Linked DNA regions of Mus musculus: all the other regions are linked to region 2. Evidence: chromatin contacts called from ENCODE Hi-C or POLR2A ChIA-PET data. All regions are on one chromosome and are shown on one strand. Each heading gives the region's core, a stretch centred on a gene start or an enhancer-like site at or near the end of the contact. The rest is flanking DNA. Distances are from core to core; before and after follow the strand shown. Region 1 holds the start of Rims2 (regulating synaptic membrane exocytosis 2). Region 2 has its middle 18 kb from the start of Gm45924. Region 3 holds the start of Slc25a32 (solute carrier family 25, member 32).

Evidence for each region. Hi-C counts contacts between places; a loop is a spot of excess contacts on that map. ChIA-PET counts read pairs that join two places held with the same protein, here RNA polymerase II (POLR2A).
Region 1: a loop to region 2 is called in a map of left cerebral cortex, with 5 times the contacts of the local background. The contact joins the promoter of Rims2 here to the enhancer-like site in region 2. A Hi-C loop is called at or near these places in 4 of 37 maps with a recorded cell type or tissue (T-helper 17 cell, left cerebral cortex and regulatory T cell). POLR2A ChIA-PET finds 5 or more read pairs at or near these places in 1 of 5 experiments (embryonic stem cell).
Region 3: POLR2A ChIA-PET joins it to region 2 with 11 read pairs in Patski. The contact joins the promoter of Slc25a32 here to the enhancer-like site in region 2. POLR2A ChIA-PET finds 5 or more read pairs at or near these places in 3 of 5 experiments (Patski and embryonic stem cell).

Annotation. Positions count from the first base shown.
Region 1 is chr15:39,195,185-39,199,594 of GRCm38, reverse strand. Rims2 (regulating synaptic membrane exocytosis 2) reads right to left here and starts at 1,309. Exons shown (of 27, transcript NM_053271.2): 1 at 1,057-1,309. The coding sequence starts at 1,232.
Region 2 is chr15:38,708,368-38,712,670 of GRCm38, reverse strand. No RefSeq gene overlaps it. Among named protein-coding and RNA genes, the nearest start is that of Gm45924, 18 kb to the left of the region's middle. Within about 2 kb of position 2,952, at least 3 of the 3 ENCODE cell types and tissues checked have a DNase peak (open chromatin) inside an H3K27ac peak, as active enhancers do; they include left cerebral cortex, where a contact is called at or near this core.
Region 3 is chr15:39,110,689-39,115,020 of GRCm38, reverse strand. It overlaps Slc25a32 (solute carrier family 25, member 32), which reads left to right and starts at 2,305. Exons shown (of 7, transcript NM_172402.3): 1 at 2,305-2,673. The coding sequence starts at 2,520. Dcaf13 (DDB1 and CUL4 associated factor 13) reads right to left here and starts at 2,147. Exons shown (of 11, transcript NM_198606.2): 1 at 1,970-2,147. The coding sequence starts at 2,039.

The DNA.
Region 1 (4,410 bases), core at 60-2,559, 490 kb before region 2:
ATTTTTATAGTGAGTAACGACTTGGACAAACATTAAAGGGTTACAGATCTTTACAGATCCAGACAATGACTTTCCAGAAGCAACCGAGATATAAAAAATCATAAAACATTTAAAAGCAAACCTGTAGAAACAATCTCAGCTACAGTGCTACACTGACAAGGAATCCCAAAGTAAAGGAAAACTCATTCTGGACAGTTCCCTGGTGCTGAAGTTACACCGCCTCTAAACCGATGCTTGGGTGCTACTTTCACGCCTCCCACCCTCGCCAAAACCCCGCTGGCTGGACTGTGAGCAAACATAGTAGAACTTCACAAGCAGGGAGCAACCCAAACTGCCACGATGGTAGGAAGTGGAGTCTCCTCGGGATCCTACAGATTTACTAGTTGCAAACAGGAAGAACAGCAGCAGAGTGCAGGGTGTTAGCACCCGCCGAGGGGGAGGGGCTGGAAGATGGCGGCGGCCGCACACCCACCCGAGACGAGACGAGACCGCGCTTAGGCCCCCTCGCCCGCCCCGCAGCCTTCCTGTCCGCTGCGACCGTGGGCAGCGCAGCTCCTCCCGGGGCTGGGGACGGAGCCGGCCCTCGCAGGCGCGGGACGAGCGACCCCGGTGGCACCGGCACCCCGGGCCTGGGCGCTTCACCCGGGTCCGGCCCGGGAGCACCTGTGCACGGCCATATTGGATTCCTTGCCCCAGTCACTGCCTCCGCGCGGGGGCGGCGGGAAAGGAAATGGGACGCGAGGAGCCAGGGTTCAGCCTCATCCCGGGAGCCGAAGTGGCCCGCGGGGAAAGCCGGAGGGCGCCGGGGAAACCGCCGCCTCCCCGAGCTCGCCACCGTCACCTCAGCCGGCCTCGGCGCCCTCCCTCCGCGACACACACCCCCGCGGCTGACAACTAGAAAGCGACCCTGGCGGCCGCGGGCCGCAGCCCTCGTGGCCCCCGCGCCACCGGCGGGGAGGAAAGGCGGCGATCCCCGGCGCGCGGGCGGTCGCGGGGAAGCGGCCGAGGGGGGCGGAGGGCAGGGAGGGAGGCGGGAAGATGGAGCCGGGTCCTTACTTGAGCACGGACTGCTCCTTCTCCTCTTCTTTCTTCTGACGATCCATGACAGCCAGGATGATTTTCCTCTCCTCTTCCGTGAGGTGGCTGAGGTCCGGCATCTCGGGCTGCGGAGGAGGTTGAGAGGCCGCCGGGGTGGGAGCCGGGCGGCCCCGGGGCCCGAGCGGAGCCGACATGTTTGGCGGAGCCGAACCACCCTAGGGAAGCAGGGAGGCAACTCCGCTGGCAGCCGCGGCTCGGGCGCGGGCGGCTGGGGCAGCCTCCGGGGCTGGGACAAATGCATACAAATCAATGGCCTTCAATCCGAGGCGACAGCCCCCCTCCCCCAGGAAAGAAGGCAGGGGGAGGGGAGGGCCGAGGGGGGAGGGCTGAGGAGTGCGCTCGGGGAAATGTTTCTTCTTCCCGGGGGCGAAGGGCTGCCAAGTGAGCGGTTCGCGGGAGCGAGGAGCTGGAGGCCCCGACGCCGAGTGCGCGGAGCGGCGGGGGAGGGCGGTGGAGTAAGGTGGCGGGGACGGCTGAGGGTGGGGTGACTGGAGGGAGGCGGCCGCGGGCCGGGGCGCGAGTGTCCGGCGCGGCGGCGGAGCGGAGCGGGAAGCGCTGCCCGCGAGCCCGACCCCTGGGGAGTCCCGGGAACTCGCCCCGAGCGCCCGGAGGCGGCGAGAGCGGCCGTCCCGCCGGCTGGCGCGTCACCGGGCTCCGGGGCTCCGCGAGGGAGGACCCCTCCGGGAACCACGAGGCGCGGGCTGCGGCAGGGGACCCCAGCCCCCACCCCGGCCCCAGACGGCCGATCTTCCGGCCCGCGGCCCGCGGCTGCCAACGCCCGGACCCAAGTGAGCTCGCGCGCGCCGCGGGGCCGGCCGCCCGCCGCGCCTCATCACGCGCCCGCCCGGGGTCCCGCCGCCGCCGCCCCCAGTGTCCGCGGAGTCGGCGCGGCGGGCCCGCTAGGTGCACTCGCCCGCGCCGCCTCTGCCTCGCCGACTCTTCCCGCCGGGCCCGTGTCCCCTGCGAACCGCCCAGGCCCGGACTCGGCCGACGCTCGCCCCGGACCCTGCTAACGGCTGGGGCGGGGCGGGGAGCTGTGAGGAGCAGGGCGGCGAGGGAGCGGGCGCCCCGGGGTGCGGGGCTGTGGGCGGTGGGGGCGGGAGGATCTCAGGTGGCTGGCGCCGAGCCTGAGGGACCGGGCGCCCCCCGAGCTGTCCCGGGCGGGGTACTGGACCCTGGACGAGGGAAGATCGGAGCAGGTGGGTGTCCCTGCGGTGTCAGCGGCCCGGGACTCGCAGCGGGGAAGAGCCTGAGGGAGTGGAAAGGACCTGGGCGGGAGTGCGGAAGTTCTGGAAAACTGGGTTGTCGGTACCCGCTGCACGGAGAGGTACAGAAGACAGGATGCTGGGGCGGTTTGCCCGAGGCGATTGGAAGGTGTAAGAGGGAAAGGGTCAGATCACGTCCCCGGAGGAATCGGGCCGTTCAGCCCCTTTCTGCCGGTCACTCTAATCTAGAGAAGAGTCGTTATTGGAGCGTTAGCCTGATTTTAGAAAGCCTGGAGACAGGCTCAGTCAAAGAACAGAAGAAAACCGACTCCAATAGGAGGGAGGTGGCCACCACCGGCGCGGGCTCTCAGAGAAGCCCAGCGCAGCCCAGACAGCTCTCCCTCGGGGCGGGGCGAGCCAGCTGAGGTGATCTGGATCACCCCCTCTTCCTCTTCCTGCCACTAGACAGGTGCTTGGTTAGCAAGGTTACAGTGTTCGTGCGTGTGTATGTACACACCCCTACCACGCCTTCCACACTCGCACTGCTTAGTACTAGGCCAGGTTATAGGCTGGTGAGTAAAACCTTCGGGGTTTGTATTGTATTTACGTGTAGTAAGCTCTCTCCCTCCTTTGTTCCCCAGGTACCATCTGACTAGTCTCAGTTTGAGAGAACTGGGAACAGACAAAGCGGCACTACATGTCTCTTGTGATTTCTAAGCTGAAATATCTATATTGTTTTTCTCCCATCCTTTGTAACTAGAAAGAAAAAAATGGAAACGTTTGCTTATGTTTTGTTTCATATTATTATTACTACTGTTCATTGCTACTACCATTCACCTGTTTTCAACCGGATTCATAATCCAAATTAGCTTTCACTGCTTTGTGCAAACCAAATGAGATCATATTAGCCCAATTGATTTAAGTGTTTTACAGTTGAAGAATTTTTATAAATCTCTAATCCAGCCTCATCAATAGGAAATTGAAGACCAAGATCAGAAGATGTATAAGTATGGTAAATAATAGAGCTGGAGCCAGACTCTAGAAACTAAGTATAATTTAAGACTATCATGCATGGTTTTTAAAGTTAAGACACGAAAACGTGGGTCACTTTAAAATACTTGAACCTAACCCTAGAGCAAATGGATCAGCTTCTAGAACTTAGACCTTAGTCGTGGATACACTTTGAAAATACCCCAGACCACTAATGTCTAGCAAAGGTTGGGGGCCATATATTCTAAGGAAGAAAACACTTCTAAAGAAAATTGAGTCTGTTACCTAAAATTCAAATGCTAAGTTTTATTATACACACACTCCTTTCTTGTCATGCATGGCTGTTACCAAACAGTTGGTATACGTACAGCTTTAACCTAGGAAACACAAACCGCCAGAACACGGTAAATCTCCCTTTAAATGAGACGATAGAACTATAAATACTAGTGTTCCACCTTATTTCTGTTTCCATTTTTAAAAATACCATCCTTCAAAACCCAGCCAACATCATCATCCCAACAGGATCAGAACCCAGAATACACAAACACTGCTGAGTCTGAAGATTCTGAGGTTAAAATAGCTTAGTTATTTCAAATATGTTAAATGTGAACTTGAAAGCAGTTATTCAGATTGGGGAAATGTGGGTTCATTTGCAGCAGACAGTCACCTTCTGGGACCTACATTATTTTCTGCCAGTCATACAGTGTTCTGAGGTCTGTTTCCCTGTCCCACCCCTTCGTCTCCCTGGACAAGACAGTGCCAGTACTTGAAACCTAGTAGGCATGAACCTGAATCTATGCCACAACTGATATAGGAGTGTGAATGGGCTGACTAGGATTCTCTGTTGTTTGGCGGTTTGTTGTTGCTGCTGCATATGTTTTATTCTGCTGTTGTAGTCTTTTGCTACAAGTGAGTTTTTCTTATTAAAGGAAATTCTTAGAAGTGGAAGTACATAAAATCAGCTGTCATTAGTCAAGTACCTTTACAAAGTGAAAGTTTGGCACTTTTATATCATACAGAGAGATATATACATGATGTATATCATATAGAGCTTTAAAATGGGTTGTAGCCTAGGTGATCTACTTTTAAAGTAGTCACTCAATTTAAGATAAGGTTG
Region 2 (4,303 bases), core at 1,703-4,202:
AGAGAGAGGGGGGGGGAGGGAGGGAGGGAGGAAGGAAGGAAGGAAGGAAGGAAGGAAGGAAGGAAGGAAGGAAGGAAGGAAGGAAGGAAGGAAACAAACGAAAAGAAGACAAACACAACAAGGTAGGCATCAATTGTGGAACAGCATCCCAGGGTGGCCTCTGGTCTCTGCACACCTGCACATACATGTGCACCCATGATGCACACACAGACATAGGTCATGCCCTTCATCTCCAAGGCCCCTCTTGCCCACTGTACTCAGCTCCTCCTGTTCCTGATGCGGAAAGCACGCCTTTTAGTTACTTCCTCTACAGTAGATTAATTTGCTATTGTAGATCACTGTGTGTTGTCTTTTTGTCTGGCTTCTTTGGAGCAGCATACTGTTTTTTGAGAGTCACTAATGTTATTTTGCATGGTGCTAATTGATTTTAATGACAGAATAGCATTCTGTCATATAGATGTACATTTCATTTATCCTTTCTCCTCTTGGTAAGTTGCTTGGGTTGTTTCCAGTTCTGCTACCAAGAACAGACTGTTGTAAACATGATATGAAAGTCTTTCTGTGGGCGCATATACACAATCTCCTGGCTTATATACTCAGGAGTGGAGCAGATCAAAATTTTAATAATATATCAAATGTGAAGCACTGTGGTGCATGCCTTTAGTTCCAGTACTCACAAGGCAGAGGCAGGAAGGAGAATTGCTCTAAGTTTTAGGCCGGCCTGTTCTACCTAGGAGTCCTGGCCAGTGACATGGTCTAGAGAAAGAAAAAAAAAAAAAAAGAAGGTAGGCATGATGGCACATAGCTATAAAACAGAAGAGGAGGTGGGAAGAACTGGAGAGCAAGACCAACCTGGGCTGCTGATTGAGCTTAAGACCATCCTGAAAGACAGGCAGGCAGGCAGACAGACAGACAGACAGACAGACAGACAGACAGACAGATTTTTTTCATATTAACTAAAAGAATGTAGGCCAGGATAGATGGCTCAGCAGTTAAGAGCATAGGCTGCTCTTGTAGGGTTTGATTCCCAGTACCCATATCAGGCCACTCATAATTGTCTATAACTGCAGCTCTGAGGGTCCCACACTTTTTTCAGGCCTCTGCCAGTTTAAGAGACATTTCCAAGAGCTGACAAAATGGTAATAGGGTCTCCAAGGATTTATGTACATTTCTAAGAAGGAAAAATTTACAGTTTTGAGTTTTCTAACATAAATGTTCAAAGAAACAGAAAGAAAAGGAGAAGGGAGAGAGGGCGTTTTTCTTCCTGGTGTGGAACTTGAGGCGCCTGTGTGTGTTGCTGCTGTAGATATTCACCACCACACACAACTCTTGTTTTCAGCAAGATCCGAACCTTATTTTTAATTCCAGACTTCAATGGTTTGTTGGGTGGCGGCCGTGGGGCTAGAATCCAGAGCATCAAGCACAATGAGCCTTGCCCCAGCCCACTCCAAATGCTTCTCAATACAGTGCCCATTAAAGAAAACCTCCAGGTTCCAGCTCTCCAGTAGGAGCCCCAGACTTCGGCATAGATGAGGGGTGAAGCGGAAGCCTCCAACCATTGCAGCCATTGGCTCCTGCGGTGCACTCTGGCCACACTTGGCATCTCTATTCCAACACAGCCCTAAGACAAACTCATGTTTATTCATGAGAAGGCGGCTCCTAGGAAGCTACCCTTCCCTTCCTCCCACTGCTAACTGTTGCTAAGGTCACTACAATCCTTCACAAGCCCCAGAGAAGTCCTTAATTGACCCCTTACCTCTGAAGGCACCCGAGGTCAGGAAGGACACAAGACTGCCTTGGTGACAGGCACTGTTTCAGTCACTCATTAGCTCCAAACATCGGCCATGACCCACACTTCTTAGCTAAGCTGATTTTCCTGTTGTTCTGTCTGAAAAGACATCTGTAAATGGCTCTATTTAAGCATTGCAGTTTCTTTCTCTCAAAAATGCTACCAAGCTCCACATGTTTTTAACTGCAATTGGGTGGCTTCCCTTTCTAATTAACTCAAGTGGCCTCTTCCTGATAATGGTGGCTATAATTATGCAGCACTTAACTCCTGGAGGACTGTTTTACAATTGGAGGACAGACGGACAAGGTGACCTTTTCCACCCTTGTTTTTCTGTGCTTGCTTCTGAGGAAGAGGAAGGCATTACTCTCCACATGCAAAATGGTTTGCACGGTTCAGAGGGACAGCCTGTGAGGCGCCCGCCCGCCCCTGTTCCCTTTATTCTCTTCCTGCGGTGCTCAGTAGCTGAGTCAGTGGGGTCAGGGCTATTGCGCACGTCTTTGGTGATGTGAGACACTGTGGGAGGAGGGACATGGTGATACTGTCATTATTGAAAATCACTTCCACCCACCAGCTGAGTCACTGGGACGTCACTACTTAGGATTCTGCATCAGTCTCAAAAATATCCCTCTGCAGAGCTTTCCTCTCTGCGGGGCCTGCCTGCTGCTCCGCTCTGAGGAAAATGCTGGTCTCCACAGAAAGCCCTGCGTCTGCACTGCCACGCCCATACGGTGCTGCCCTGCCCACCAGTGCAACACCAGACCTGTCCTATATGAGTTCTGACGGAGGCCAAGCAAATAACCTGAACTTTGCACGAAGATTCGAGGAGGCTGAAGAAGACCTCATTCATCTAAGAAAAGAAGCCAGGCGTAGAATCTAAGTTCCCTCCCTCTCAGCCTTGCTCTGAACTATAACAGAGGGGTAAAGACCTGGAGTCTGAAATAAGGATCTCTCCCCGAAATCCCATCAGTGGTAACATAGCACTCTGCTGAAATGACTGGGTTGCCTTCACTCAACCGCAGACTTCAGAACAAACTAGAGTGCCCCGCCCCCAGACCTTTTTTCTTGTTTTCAGATCACGAGTAATAATCACTCCCAGCTCCTCCAAGTTCAGACCGAGAGCTTTCCTACAAACGCTTGGCTGCTTTCCAGACCACCACTGAGAGTCCAGAAGGAAAAGTAATTTGCCACATGGTGAGGTGGTAGGGACGGGTGGTTAAGGTCTCAACTTTGGAGCCAGACAGACTGGAGGAAGACTGATAGGCGCGCCATTGGGCGTGGGGGGAGATAGGGCATGGGGAAGAGCTGACTAGGTTCTCAGTTTCCAGCCACCATTATCACCACGGGGCTGTTCTGAGGATTAAATGAGATGATGACCAAAGCACTCAGTGTAGGGTGACATTTACCAAACCCTCTGCAAAGGTCACAGCTGCTACTGTGAATTTAGGATAATTACCCCCCAGTCTCGTGCCTGGCAGTGGCTGACCCTGGTCAGATACTGTGAATGCTGGGTCTGGTCTCACTTTTGAAGACTTTTCTGTAATGGCTTTTGTGCAGGAGAGTCCTGGGTCTGAAGCCACTGAGTTACACTCTCAGGCCTAGGCAGGTTTTTTTTTTTTTCCCCTCCAAAAATAAATTATTTAAGTTTTAATAATTATTTAAATATATGTTAAATTTAAAATATGGTATTCTATTTTTGAGCAGTTTTTAGAATCATGTTGGCATAGCAAATCTTTACTGGAAAAAAAAAATTTTTTTTCTTTTATCGTATGAGTGAATAGAGCCCCCTACTGTTTGGATAGTCTGACCTGTCTGGGTTTTGATTTTTAGTTTGTTGTTGTGGAGTTTGCGCTTGATTCATTCAATTTGCAAACTCTTGAGCCCCTTCTAGAAGGGTCTGTGAGGCTCAGAGAATTGGTTAATACATCTACTAAGCACAGCCCTGAGAACGTGGGGACACCTGCCTCTCCCCTGAGAACTTGGGGACACCTGCCTCTCCCCTGAGAACTTGGGGACACCTGCCTCTCCCCCTGAGAACGTGGGGACACCTGCCTCTCCCCTGAGATCGTGGGGACACCTGCCTCTCCCCTGAGAACGTGGGGACACCTGCCTCTCCCCTGAGAACGTAGGGTCACCTGCCTCTCCAAGGTTAAAAGCCGGTGAGAACAGGGCATGCTTTTGGAAGAAGGAGGCACAGGGCAAGCTTCCACGTCAGAGCTGTGGTCCTCCTCACAGGGGCTGAGAACCCTCTCACTGGCCTCTATGGGGCAATATCTGAGGAAGCCTTGGCACGTGGCTAACACAGAACGATCCGTGACAGACAGCTCCTTTCCCTATCCACTATGCTTTGAGGTGATGGCTGAAAGCTACACCCAGCCTCCATCCTTCAGAAGTGGACGCAGGGGTTGGATCTAGGCCCCAGACTCTGGCAAAGGTGGGGCAGAGATGGGACTGCTCCAATCAGCTTCCAGATTTCAGACCGGCACTCCTACATTGCCCATAGAAGGGTGCAAGGGC
Region 3 (4,332 bases), core at 1,056-3,555, 400 kb before region 2:
CCTTCACTCCCTGTCACCTAACCCACCTTGCATTTCCTCCTATGCAGCAGCCTTTCTAGCAGGACTTAACCTTCACCCACATCTACCCAAACCTCACACCCCTTGAAAATATTCATTTTATCTTCTAAATCATAATCGCTGTATCCACTTCCAACTTCCCTCATCTAGTCACACAGAAGCAACTAACACTAGTGCAGCACCTGCCATACATCATAAGCGCTGGGTATGATAGCTTAAAACTCATATAAAACCACATATATTTGTGTAAGGTGCTCTTACACATTAACTAGACACATCAGAACTATCGAGGATATTTCAACAATAAAGCTTCACCAGTACTTACCCAGAATTTAAATCCTGCAGAAAACTTACAAGGAAATAACACTAAATAAAATATAACAGATGTGTTTCTTGCTTTATATTTTAAAGCACTCCAAAAATTTTATTTTCTGTTTTGCTATTATATTTCTATTATAAAAATAAAAATAGCCGGGTGGTGGTGGCGGCGCACGCCTTTAGTCCCAGCACTTGGGAGGCGGAGGCAGGTGGATTTCTGAGTTCCGAGGCCAGCTTGGTCTACAAAGTGAGTTCCAGGACAGCCAGGGCTATACAGAGAAACCCTGTCTCGAGAAAAACGAAAAAACAAAAACAAAACAACACAAATAAATAAATAAATAAAAATAGGGAGATACTGTTGAAAAAAGATGTTACTATAAAGTAGAGTTGTATCTCCTAGCATAAGATTCTGTGTCCCAGCTGTCACCCATTCATTCATTCATTCCGATACTTACAAAGTAGCTATTTATGTGAGTTATTGTCTAAACACTGCATATAGGAATAGGATTCTTTCCTCTCTTTTCAAGCTGATAGGAAAGCCTGCTAATCAGCATGAACCATGAGATAATGTGATAAGCACTGACAAATCCAAACAATGTGTACTGAAAACACAGAAGAGGACACTGATGCGCAGGATGGAGGGCACTTGTAGGGATAAGTATGTAAAGATACGTACATAAGTATAGCTCCAAGACAAAGCCTGAAATGCACCCACATTGGCAAGGGTAACGTAAGCCACTGTCTTAGTTAGGGTTTTACTGCTGTGAGCAGACACCACGACCAAGGCAACTCTTATAAGGACAACATTTAGTTGGGGCTGGCTTACAGGTTCAGAGGTTCAGTCCATTATCATCAAGGTGAGAACATGGTAAAATCTAGGCAGGCATGGTGCAGGAGGAGCTGAGAGTTGTTCTACAGCTTCATCTGAAGGCTGCTAGGAGAATACTTTCTGCTAGGCAGCTAGGACTAGGGTATTAAAGCTCTCACCCACAGTGACACACCTACTCCAACAAGGCCACTCCCTGGGCCAAGCACTATAAACCATGACAGCTCCATCCAGCAATGCACTGTTTGGTGAAAGTGGAAGAAAAAAAAAAGTAATGAGGTTCAAAGATTCAAAATAATTAACGTCAAACTCTGGGGACAAATCTACTTTTCATTTAAGAAATATTACCAAAAAAAAAAAAAAGAAAAGAAATTATTACCATGTAAAACACCTTGGGAGCTGGGGGGGGGGGCCATATACCACACGTTAGCAATGCTAGGGGGAGGAGAGAGAACCTTTAGTAACGCAGACAGGGTTTCTCTCTGTAGCCCCGGCTGTCCTGGAACTCACTCTGTAGACCAGGCTGGCCTTGAACTCAGAAATCCGCCTGCCTCTGCCTCCCAAGTGCTGGGATTAAAGGCGTGTATACGTAACTACTTCCCACTAGAGGAAAATTCTCACAAAGGACGTAGAGGTATGTGCCATCTGCAGTTCTGATCCTCACCAGCCCCGTGTGGACGCAGCCGCCTAGGCGGAGAGGGAAACCGAGACCAGAGCGCTGGCCTCCCGCCCCTTTTACTGCTCGAAAGCTGGCCAGACCCAAAGAATCCGGGAGGAGGCCCCTTCCTCTGTTCCAGTTCCTCTCACCTCTTTGTATGTCCAGCTTGGTTTCGCGGACATAGTTGTCAGGGTTTCGGCTCAGCATTTTCACCTTCATCTTGGCGGCTCTGGGTGTCGGACTCCACGAGCCTTTAAACCGGGCTCGACTTACCGGGGCCAGCACGCAGACACACTACTTCCGCCTTCCGCGGGCTTCCTGTCACGTGGCTCCGCAGAGTGGCAGCCGGATGGCTCAGCTGGACCTCGCGGCGTTCCGTAGTCTCTCCGGCTAGGAGCTGGAGGGGGCGGTCCTTCAGCTGTCGCTCGCGTCTTGACCCGAGGGCGAGCGCGCGCAGCTGTGGGCGGGGCCAGGCCTGCTGGGCGGGGCTAAGCAAGCTCCGCTCTGAGGTTTCTCCTACTCCCCGCTTTGCCGCGGGTGTGACTTGCCTGCAGCAGCGTCCCGGGCTCCGGTCCCGGAAGTGGGCTCGCGTCCTGCGGTTCCAGGCCCCGGGCCGCGACAGTCGCCACGGTGGCGGCCACTACATCACGCCCCACGTCGGCGGCGCTGGACGCCGTAGTGTCGACGAACCCGGAGCCCATGACAGGCCAGGGCCAGTCGGCTGCCGGGTCGGCGGCGTGGAGCGCGGTGTTCCGCCACGTCCGGTACGAGAACCTGGTGGCTGGCGTGAGTGGCGGGGTCTTGTCCAACCTGGCGCTGCACCCGCTCGACCTCGTGAAGATCCGCTTCGCTGGTAAGAGCCTGCCCACGTCCCGGGCGGCTTCCCTTGCTGCCAGCCCCAGCGAAGCACTTACACGCAGAAGAGACATTAGTCTCCCCAGACTCTACTACAAGGGGGAGAGCCCCTAAGATGATGCTGTGCACCCTGCGTTACCTGGAGCTAGGATTTAGGAAGGGGACCCCGGCTTTCCCTGTGTCTCCTAACCATAAAGGATAGGGAAAGTGGGTGAAGTTTGAGAGAAAGGAGGTTGTCACATTTGACCCTCATGTTCACGAGTCATTCACTCTTTGGGGTAATTTGAAGTCTTAGGGCAGCCACGTGTTTGGCTGTATAAAGTCAGACGAAAGTACAAGTGTGTGAGCCGGTGCTTTGTCACCTTCGGAGAGTAAGGTCATAGTTTGGGATTAAAATATTCACTAAAGTTTCTTTAGTTTGCAGTATTTAAAAATATGCATTGTCTGGTGAAGGAAGGAGGAGCTTCTACACTCTAAATAACTGTATTAAAGTGTGAATTAAGTATATGGAAATTAGCACGGCATTTTAGGAATTAATACCAAGTTGCATTACATAGGTGAGCCTTGGTAACTATTTAGAAACCATTTCTGTTATTTCATTTATTACAAACTAAATTTTTCCAGAAAATCAAATCTTTAGAGATGGATTTAGTAGAGCATTCTAATTTTATTCGATTTACTTGATGTATGTGTCTTAATGTTGAACAGTGGAGTCGAACTAAGAAGTACCAACAGTTTCTTATCGTTAGGAAACTTAAAAATGTAATTACCCTAAGATATATAAAAGGATTCTACACAACATGAAATCAGTTGCTAAGTAGAATAAATTCAAATACAAAATAAGAGCACAAATAGGCTATATAAAAAGACTATATAAGGAAAGCTGGGGCTGGAGAGATGACTTAGCCTTTCCACAGGACCCACATTGAGTTCTCAGCACCCACTTTGAGCAGGTGGCTCCCAACTGTCTATAATTCTGGCTTCAAGGAAACCTAACATCTCTGGACTCTGCCAGCACATGCACATACCCACCCAGGGGCACATATGAAATATGAAATGATAAAGTAAATATTAAAAAAATAAACATAGGTGGCTTGTATGTATCTGTAAAGGTTCCATATTAAAGTCCTCAACAGGATTAATATTTTGACAGCTAGAGGAGACAAGACATTCCGTGGTGGAGAATGTGTGGTACCTGTGGAGTGTATTCTAGAAAAGACACCGCAGAGAAATAATTCCATGGAGTTTGATATGCAACTATAAATAATTGTTATAATAGTTGCAAACATTGATAACTAACTTTGATTGAATGTATAATAGGCATTTATTATGACCTTTATGAAGCTGATAATGGTAGGGGTTGAGTAAGTTGTCCAAGTCACAAGATGGTAAATAGCAATCTGAGGTTTGGGTTCAGCACTTTCACTCTGAAACTACCCTGCACTTACCCTCTCCCCGTAGCACCTCTAAGTCCCTGCTAACAGTGACTTGAATGTGAATAGATAGTCTTGGACTTCTTGAGATGAAGGTCTGTGGCTTGGTGTCCCTCTGACACAGCTTTCTCTAGGAGCAGAAGATGAGGCGCTGAAACTGAGGGTTGGCCAGGTTGGGATTTGGACAGTGCTACAGAGCTGACTAGTTTGAGGAAAGGCAGTTC